4 separate regions of the Mus musculus genome follow, and all the other regions are linked to region 2. A link is a loop called in an ENCODE intact Hi-C map of the cell type or tissue named here. Cell type or tissue: left cerebral cortex. All regions are shown on one strand.

Region 1 (2,500 bases), 100 kb after region 2:
CTGGAGGACACTTTCTTGGCTACACTATTTTCCCCCACTCTCAGCAGTCCTTAGTTGCCTTTAGTTATTTGTCTAAGGTTGGGACCTCTTGAGATTTCCCTCTTCCACATTAACAGGATTTATTTATACGTACATGTGGGGGCTGTAAGGGTGACCACAGGGGCCAGAAGAGGGTATCAGACACCCCAGAACTGGAGTTACAAGAGGTTCATGAGCTGCCTGCTATGGGTGCTAGGAAGGAACTGAGTTTCAGCTTTCTGCAAGATCAGTACGAGTTCTTAACCACTGAACAATCTTACTCATCCACGTTTATGAGATTTACTCATTTGGATTAATGTAAATACTCAGTGATTTTCATTTTTTCTGACCTTTTATACCAATGACACTACTAAGTGTGTATGCCATAAAGCAGTGAAAAGGACCAGGAAAAAGAAATCACCTAGTTGTTTACTTTGAGAAAGTCCTAGCTACTAAAAATTTCTACCTTTGCTAAAAGAACACTATGTTCTCATATTTTAACACAGCAGTCCTAAGTGCACTTTCTTGAAGCTATATAGAACTCATCTAATCTCTCTGAAGATTATATTACAATAAGCATCTTCTCTCTTAACACATCCAATTCTGTAACTCCTAATACAAAATGATTTCATTCCCTCTGAATAGTCTAAACATTTTCTGGATGTATGTCAATAATCTTCATTACATGTCAATACTATTTACTAATACCAATATTCCAGGAGGTTGGCAAAATGCCTAAATGGTTAAGAGCATTTGCTACTCTAACAGACAACCTGGATTTGGTTCCATCTGTAACTCCAAATCCAGAAGGATCTATGCCTTCTTCTGACCTCTGTAGGCTTCAGCCATGCATGTGGTGCACATACACATGCAGATAAAAACACTGCATATATATAACATGAAAATATCTAACTTTTAAAAAAATATTTTAGGTTTTTAATGTATTCACTGTGCAGAGAAAAAATAGGAAGAACTTCATAGGGGTACTATAAAAGGTCACATAGTAAAAAAAAAAAATAAAATATTCAGCAAAATGACTATGATATGCCACTCACTATGAGACAAATAATCAAACAATTCTATAAGTAATACACAAAAGTACCAGAAACTATGCAATGCAGAAGATGACTTGTATATAGTTAGGAACAAACACTTTCAAAATGAGGTTAATTTAAGCTGAATTCTAAAGAGTTCAAAGAAAGATGGCTCAGTGGTTAAAAGACTGACTGCTCTTCCAGAGGTCCTGAGTTCAATTCCCAGCAACCACATGGTGGCTCACAACCATCTGTAATGGGATCTGATGCCCTCTTCTGGTGTGTCTCAAGACAGCCACAGTATACTCATATAAAAAAAAAGTTCAAAGAGTCATCAAATAGGAACAACACAGAATGCGGCTCAGTTGGTAGAATATGCCTGCCTGGCAAGCACAATGCCCTGAGTTCAATCCCCAGCACTGCATAAACTGGGCCTGGTATAATTCCAGCTCCTGGGAGGAAGGGGTCGGAAGGATCCAGAAGTCATGTTCATCCTAAGCTATAAATTTATGGCCAGTCCTGGTTACCTGAGACTCTACTTTGGACCATTGTGAAACTATAGGAATTAGATCCATTCTCCTGTTTTAAATAACTGGAGAATTTAAAGTTAACTGTTTAAATCACAGTAATGATACAGTGTGAATTTATAACATGCATACAACTAAATATAAGACAATAAGAGCACAAATTTTCCAATAGAATAAGCATACTAATGTATAGTTTTATGAAACTCTGATAATTATAGTATATTACTAGTGGTTATATAATTATATAGTTTATGTAGTTAAATAAAAGTTTAAAACTAATGATAATTACACTCAATGAAGTAAAAACTAAGAAGTAGGGCTGGAGATGTTTCAGAAGGTAAAGTGCTCAGCACAAGCCTGATGATTTGAGTTTTATCCCTGGAGCTATGGTAGAAGAAGGAAACCTCCCCAAGTAGCACCATCAGCTGGGAAACTAGCATTTCATTCAGTGTGTGTCGATATTTCATATTCAAACCATAACATTATGACTCATCCTCCAGTCTTAACAGTTCTAATATCACACTAGTATCAAAAGTCTAAGTCCACAGCATATTCTGTGATGAAAAGCAAACTCTTAGCTGTGAGCTGAAAAATAAAAAACAATGTTACATACTTCTAAGATAAATTAGCATAGTGAGCATTTTCACCTATTTGAGATAGAGAAGGGAAGGACAGAGTCAAAGCCACCCTAAAACACTGGATCTTTGTCCGGCATCTGCTGCACATGGTATGATTGTTACCCAGCCCTGCCCTTACCAGCTGGAACTACATAGTTAGTCTCTCTCTTGTTGGCTCTAAGTACTGACTGCACCTTTCTTGAACATACATTTTTTTCATGTACTGGCTTCTCCATCAATCCAGATAACTGACTAGAGCTTAAGCTTCATCTTCACCGCTCTGAGTATAGCCCTGTCAGACGCT
Region 2 (2,500 bases):
CAACCCGCCTTTCTCAGTTCGCCCCGCCCTCCTGCCCAGCGCGCCTTGCTCTTCCGCCCGCGTCTCAACCTCCCACTCATCGCCCCGCCTCTCACCCGTCGCCACGCCTTTCACCAGTCGCCACGCCTCTCACCCTTCGCCACTCCCCTCGCCGGTCGCCACGCCTCTCACCCTTCGCCACTCCCCTCGCCGGTCGACTTGTCCGGGCTTTGTGTGGACTCTCCTGTTCTACTTTCTTCAGACAGTTTGTTGCGTCTATGACTGCTCGTATTTAGAAAGCAGGTGTTGAGCACCACCTGTGCTCCTTGAGATAAATGTATAATACATCCCAGCAGTTCTACTACGGATTAATAGGTAATACTTAAAAAGGATTACAGGTAGAAATTGCTGGCGTTTTGAGCAGAGTACACTACGCAGATTCGTCAGCTGCAACCCGCCCATCTATACAGTATCTCTGAAAATAGTAATGCTATTCTTTTTTCAAGTATTTAAAAATTATTTATGAAGCAAAGGCATAAATTATATATGCATATCAGTAGAACGAACATAATGTTTTTAAGAGAAAGTGACTGCTTCTGTCTTATGCGAAAATTAAGGTAATGACCCCAATTGGAAAACAAGGAAAATACACCGATGTGTATTTTGTCCTGTCCACGTGACTCTAGGTCGCAGCCTGTAGCTGCTCTATTTCCTTAGGAGACAGAATGCCATAAATACATACATACATACATACATACATACATACAGAAGGAAGGAAAGAAAAGAGAGAGAGTCTGCAGGGATGGAGCGATGGCTCAGTGGTCAAGAGCGCTTGCTGCACTTTTAAAGGAGCAAAGTTCGATTCCCAGCACCCACAAAGCAACTCAACCGTTTGTAGCTCCAGTTCCAGGGGATCTGACACCTATTCCGGCCTCAGCTAGCAAAAAGCACGCACGTGATGTCCTCGCAGGCAAGCAGACAAAACAATCATACCTATAAAGTGAATAAATCTCTTTTTAGTGTAGATTATTTTAGAATGATGGGGCTCCATATGAGCTGAATGTGCTCATGATTGCAGCGACGCTTGCCCGGCTCGCCAGTCAGATCCGCCAGAGGGCAGCAGAGGTGCTGCAAACTTACTTATTTATCATATTCTCCAATGGGAAGCTACAGAGTCCAGGCAAACTGTACAACAGCTACGACTCGATAAATCTCCAAGAGGAGTCAGCCGACCCTGGCGGCTGAAACGGAGACTTTCTCCTGCGTTGAAAATCATTTTGAGACGGTTGTCCTCGGTTGCAACACGACACTTTGTGGGAATTTTGAACAAGACCTGTGACCAAAATGAAAGGGCAAGATGCTTGAGTTGCTCAACATGCAGACGCTGTTTGCTGAAAAAGCAGTTGAGAGTGAATCGACTCTAGAGAATCACATCAAAACGTTCAGAGTAAACATGGGGGTTTTTGCTTTGGTGCCTTTGGAACCAACAAGCATCAGGAAGCTGTTGCTGTCCAGGAGAATAAACAAAGTTGGCAATGAGGGTTTGAGTCTCTCAGCTGCTCAAGACACAGAGAGACCAGCCCTAATACACAGGGTGTGACCTCTCAGGTAGGTGATGGCATCCAGGATGACTTGCAAGTTGATCGCCTTCCACCTTCCTTCGAATTGTGCTGATGCTGCCCAACCTGGAATAGTTGAAAATATTCTGCCCCGCTCCCCACAGAGGATGAAGCTCGAGAAAGTCCAAGTGGAACTTCCAGAAAGGTATCATCAGAAGAAATACTGAGGATGATCAAACAGGACAGCCAGTGGGGCTTTTTGTCGTCAAAATGCTAACATCCCACAGGGAATGAGGAGAGGAGAGCAGAGCCCACCAGGCCGAACGCATCTGATTTCTAAGACCCTCATCAAGTTCACAGCCCAGAAAGGCATAAAGGGGAAAGTGTGCTGGGACCTGAAACTCTCACTCCACCCCTCAACCCCACCCCTGCACATCATGAAAACCAGCCTGGTGGAGCACTTTACCTGCCTAGCTTATAGCAACGGCCACACACAGAGCATAATCTCTGATTCTGTGAAGGCAACAATAACTGCGTGTGTGGTTACCCTTGCCTTGCGCATAAATGACTTCCAGATTTCCCTGATAGTGTTACAGGCAAAATGGCACACTATGTCCTAAATTTGGATCATCTGCAGATACTTGTTCATTCAAAATGACCCTAGAGGGTTTTCGGAGGGGAAACGAGGAAAGGGGTTATAACATTTGAAATGTAAATAAAGAAAATATCCAATAAATTTAAAAAAAAAATGACCCTAGGAAACCATAAATGATAAAATGCCAAACTTTATCTCACAGGTAGTACATAAAAATAAAAGCGTGTTAAAGAGAGAAAACACAAAGAAAAAAATGCCAGCAACCTTATGGGGCAGAAATTGTAGCTGGATTAGGGGAAATTTTATTATATTGAAAAATACGTTGAGAAGAGCAAAATGTAATCTCATTATGGGACACTTCTGGTGT
Region 3 (2,500 bases), 110 kb after region 2:
CTGCTTCCTGACCTGCTTGAATTCCAGTCCTGACTTCCTTTGGTGATCAACAGCAATATGAGAAGCGTAAGCTGAATAAACCGTTTCCTCCCCAACTTGCTTCTTGGTCATGGTTTTGTACAAGAATAGAAACCCTTAGCCGGGCGTGGTGGCGCACGCCTTTAGTCCCAGCACTCGGGAGGCAGAGGCAGGCGGATTTCTGAGTTGGAGGCCAGCCTGGTCTACAAAGTGAGCTCCAGGACAGCCAGGGCTATTCAGAGAAACCCTGTCTCGAAAAACCAAAAAAGAATAGAAACCCTTAGACAAGGTCCTTCCATACAAAATGTATGTTTTCTTAGGTATCATCTTCCTTAGAGTTTTAAAATGTGTTGAAGTTAATTTCACTAACTGTTGCTATGTGCAGTGCTTGCTGTTGAGATTTTTAGAGCAACCAGACACTAACTGCACTGTAAGCACCTCATATAATAAAGTCAGCATATTCACACAACATATACTAAAACTATATATAAACCTGTAGTATCCTATCATTTTGTTTCTATTTTACACACTTTATTGCACTTGCTATTCTATGTTACACACAATGACTTAGGTGGATTAAAGTTCTGACTAAAAATGAGAACGGGGTTATGCTCAGCCGCTTAATGGCTATGGCCAACACTTAAAAAGCTCTGTCTCAATGATTGTTTCGAGAATATGTTCAAAAACAGTCACGCCTGATTGCACATACTTGTAATCTCAGAAATTCAGACGAGGAGGGAGGAAGCCATCTTTGGCAAACTTGGAGCCAGCCTCAGAATCAATATAATAATAATAATAATAATAATAACAACAACAACAACAACAACAACAATAACAAATCATCTGTAAGAGCAACTAAGGGGCAGATATTTGTATTCAATAATATTTCTTAAGTCGATTTTGGCAGCATTGGCCAGGGCAGACAATACTTCCATCCAGTCCTTGAAGTATATGTCTCAATGTGCAATGTAAAGCTAGTAACGTAAGAAATCCATCACTTCTATATTTGGTATGTAATAGTCATATACTGGGTAGGATACAAGCGGGGCTTTCTTAACTGTAAGATGACCAAAAGAGAACTAACGCAAACACTGGAGAGAGTATACCAGGACCCCAACCCCGGAATTTTTGCAGGCTGAGAAAGAAAAACTCCAAGATCCTCAGCGGGAAATAATCCTAGGAACCTTGGGCCCCGCCCCGCGCTCCAACACCCCCGTAGTAAACAGAGAGGATTCTCGGGGTGTCCACACTGCAACGGATTCATCCTGACTTGAGCTCTCAAGAACAGTTTTCCTAAGGAGCACGGCTGGAGGAGGATAGTGCTCCGTGGCGCTGAAGGAAGTGTGCCAAGCAACAGGGGCCACAACCCTCTCCTGAATGACTGGCCGCTCAGAAGTAGTGACCTGAGGGAAGGATGCTGGACCCGACCCGGGAAGAGCCGGTCTCCTCAGAGGAGCGGAGCTGGAGCAGCGAGGGCAGCGCCCACGCCGCCACACCCACCGCCCGCCGGCTCGCTCGCTCGTTCGCCACCTCGCTAGCTCCCTGTGGCTCCGCGCGGCCCCGTGGCCTCCGCGCGCTCCGAGCCGCCGGAACGCGAGAACGGAGCCCGCGTCGGCGTTCCTCCGCTCCTTCCCGCCCAGCCTGCCCCGGGCCAGGCCTCTCACCCGCAGGCTCCCCAGGAGGAGCAGGACGCCTCTTCACAGGAAAGCACAGCCAACGGCTCGGACCGCTCCATCGCCTTCCGACAGACTGACTGCAGCGAGGCGGGGAGGCAGGCGAGGGGGCGGGGCCGCGAGGGTCAAGGGGCGGGCGGCGACGTCACCAGGGGGAGGAGCTGGGGAAAAGTACGCCCAGGACAGGGTTTCCAGTCAGCCCCTGGGACACCTGACTTCCGGTTGGGGCGGGGCAACGGGGCGCGCTTCCTTGCAGGTGAGGGGAGTGCCTACGTGAAGGCTGCTGAGCGCTGAGGGCAAACGCGGAACCAAAACGCGTCACTTCCGGCTGTGAGAGCGTACCGCTCCAGGGGGCTCGACAGCTACCAGATGCTGTTGCCTTGCAAATCCAGAACTGTTACAGTGCCTTGAGGAGATCGCTTTTCTGAACAACAACAACAAAAAGAGGACATTTCCAGGCTGGGATTCCACTTAAAGATTCCATTTAAATTGTTTTGAACATCTATTACTGATCTCTGTAGTCAAGTGACTAAAAAGAGCTGTAAAATTTGGCACTTTCATTTTAAGGGAGGAAAAACAAGGAACTCAAATGATATGATCAAAGACATACAGCCAGTAACTCATATTACCAGTTCTCTGATTGCCGATTTCTCATCTAATTCTTTTTTTTCATTCATTCTCATTTTACCATTTTTAGAAAACAATTGTGTACACACAGTACAATTAAGAATCTTTGTTGTTGTTTTTTTTCGAGACAGGGTTTCTTTGTGCAGCCCTGGCTGTCCTGGAGCTCACTCTGTAGACCAGGC
Region 4 (2,500 bases), 76 kb after region 2:
TAAAGTACTTCTAGAAAACCATTTAATGTTGAAAGCTGTTACATTCATGCTTTATTTTGAAATGAATACTCTTCAGATCCTAAATTGACTAAGTTTTACGTAGGAGGACCAGGAAGTAAACATATTAAGCTCTGGAGATTGTATGATTTATCAGTTACTCATTTACATCAAGTTGACTTTAAAAATTAACTTGACATTCAACAACATTTTGAACATGTTACTTATTCCCATCTTCATTCACACTTACTAAGAAGATATTCAAATTTTGTAGCTTCTGACACAATGTATTTCCAATGCAGGCACGTATGGCATCATATCTATCTCCTCTGAAAAAACATTTACCAAGAAAACAGAAAGATATAAAAATACTATTGATTATTGTTAGTAACAATTTAATATTGTACTTTAAAACAGAATATACTTCTGAGCTTCTAAAGGATTAATGGACAGACAGAAGGATGATTCCCATCCCAGGAAGGACAGCGTGTGATGTTATCACTTTGTACCCAAGTATATGTAATTTAAATTTATCAATAGTTTATTTCTGTACTTTTCCATTTTTGTACTTTTCGATAATTTACATGCAACTAAAATCTGAGAAAGTTAAACTGCAGATAAAGAGGGACTATTGTATTTAAGAAAAAAATTATAAAGATCATAATATTTAAAAAAAGTTTTTAGAGGAATCTACAGAAGGGATTTGGAGTTATTAATTCATTTACACTGAAGGCAGAACTCTGGGTTCTGTGGTTTTCTGAGATAATGAAATCTCTAAAGTTTTAACTGATTTTGAATTTATGGCCTCAAATGGAAAGAGACTTATTTTTAAAAAAATCATGTATAGCAATCTTATTCATTAATATTATGGCTTTTGAATGCTAACCACTCTCATGTATATAAGCCGAAAATCTGTATCACTACATATAAAGTGGTAAAAAGACATAGTACTACTGCAATATTTAATCACTAGGCAAAGAAGTAACAAACCAAGAAGTAAAATGTCAGGAGGAAAGACACCTAAGAGAGGAATGCTTACACAAAATTGTTCTATCTCTGCTTCTTAAAGAGATACTAAGAAAAAAATAATCCAAGTTTCAGCTTTACCGTGGGAGAAACTCTTCATGCCCAGGATTGCCTAGGGATTCCACAGTATCTGCTGCTTCAAGGTACAACTGAAGACAAGATTAAAAACATAACGATTAAGACTTAAGTCACTAAAAAAACCCTGCAGCTTTTCTCTTATAGTTATTTAATAATCGTGGAAGATAATAAAAATGGCAATTCAATGTAAAGTATTAGAAAAATCATGGTTATAACATATATTCTTAAAACTGAGAAACCTAAAAGGACTGTTAAAGGTATGTAATTTAATTCATATCACTTATCAATCCTAAGGATAATTTTATTATTTTTTTTTAATATTTAGAGGAAATTTTACCTCAAAATCTGTTCATAACTACAAAAAAACTTTGGAGTTCCCATTCAATTTTAGTTACATTTGAATAAACAGTATGATTAGCTTGAAAAAAAGTATGTAGAGTGTATTTCCTACTGGAGATATTTTATGTCATCTTTTACCTCATATATAATTATAAAAGACAAGATCCAGGAAGACAGCTTCAACATTTTTAGTTCTGAAAAGAATTTCTTTAACTCGGTAATAATTAAAGAAGTCTTATGCATTGTTTTAGTCAGGGTTTCTATTCCTGCACAAAACATCATGACCAAGAAGCAAATTGGGGAGGAAAGGGTTTATTCAGCTTACACTTCCCACATTACTGTTCATCACCAAAGAAAGTCAGGACTGGAACTCAAATGGGTCAGGAAGCAGGAGCTGATGCAGAGGCCATGGAGGGATGTTCTTTACTGGCTTGCCTCCCCTGGCTTGCTCAGCCTGCTCTCTTATAGAACCCAAGACTACCAGCCCAGAGATGGCACCACCCACAATGTGCCTTCCCACCCTAGATCACTAATTGAGAAAATGCCTTAGAGTTGGATCTCATGGAGGCATTTCCTCAACTGAAGCTCCTTTCTCTATGATAACTCCAGCCTGTGTCTAGTTGACACAAAACTAGCTCATACATGCATATTTTCAATTAAGTAAGTAACTTGTTTTAAATTTGAACAAAATGAGATGATAATATCATTGTAACATTACTATATTAATAACAGAATGTATACTTCATATGATATTAATAGTTAAAACTATGCCAACTTCCACCATCAATTTGTAATCTATTTTAAATAACAGCAGAAAAATGGCATTGTATAGGTGCTGTATTATATTCAAAATCAACTCAAACAGAAAGGACTTAAGCAGTATGCGCAGACTTCCTGCCACTTATTTTCCTTCTTGTAACAGAATCAAATATTTTAATTATTTTTTGTTTTGTTTTGTTTTTCAAGACAGGATTTCTCTGTGTAGCCCTGACTGTCCTGGAACTCACTCTGTAGACCAGGCTGGCCTTGAACTCAGAAATCCGCCTGCCTCTGCCTCCCA

The links. Peaks named below come from ENCODE experiments on the same cell type or tissue, not always from the same donor. Only the 100,000 strongest peaks of a DNase experiment are listed, where the experiment ranks them.
Region 1: a loop joins it to region 2, with 4 times the contacts of the local background. A loop is called at or near these places in 24 of 42 quality-filtered maps.
Region 3: a loop joins it to region 2, with 9 times the contacts of the local background. A loop is called at or near these places in 24 of 42 quality-filtered maps.
Region 4: it touches region 2 in a loop (3.0-fold over the local background); 6 of 42 quality-filtered maps call a loop at or near these places.

The regions. Positions count from the first base shown.
Region 1 is chr5:86,166,178-86,168,677 of GRCm38, forward strand. The region is part of intron 2 of Uba6 (ubiquitin-like modifier activating enzyme 6); the gene reads right to left. Among named protein-coding and RNA genes, the nearest start is that of Uba6, 5.3 kb to the right of the region's middle. In left cerebral cortex, no CTCF peak of the experiment used is centred here; no DNase peak of the experiment used is centred here.
Region 2 is chr5:86,065,625-86,068,124 of GRCm38, forward strand. It overlaps a transcript of Cenpc1 not described here. Among named protein-coding and RNA genes, the nearest start is that of Cenpc1, 1.3 kb to the left of the region's middle. In left cerebral cortex, a CTCF peak has its summit at 1,086 (motif pointing right); DNase peaks (open chromatin) are centred at 48 and 1,094; H3K4me3 peaks cover 1,512 bases; H3K27ac peaks cover 487 bases.
Region 3 is chr5:86,170,986-86,173,485 of GRCm38, forward strand. Uba6 (ubiquitin-like modifier activating enzyme 6) reads right to left here and starts at 1,758. Exons shown (of 33, transcript NM_172712.2): 1 at 1,683-1,758. The coding sequence starts at 1,753. In left cerebral cortex, no CTCF peak of the experiment used is centred here; DNase peaks (open chromatin) are centred at 1,270 and 1,932; H3K4me3 peaks cover 1,919 bases; H3K27ac peaks cover 1,346 bases.
Region 4 is chr5:86,141,301-86,143,800 of GRCm38, forward strand. It overlaps Uba6 (ubiquitin-like modifier activating enzyme 6), which reads right to left. Exons shown (of 33, transcript NM_172712.2): 15 at 1,105-1,172; 16 at 248-326. Among named protein-coding and RNA genes, the nearest start is that of Uba6, 30 kb to the right of the region's middle. In left cerebral cortex, no CTCF peak of the experiment used is centred here; no DNase peak of the experiment used is centred here.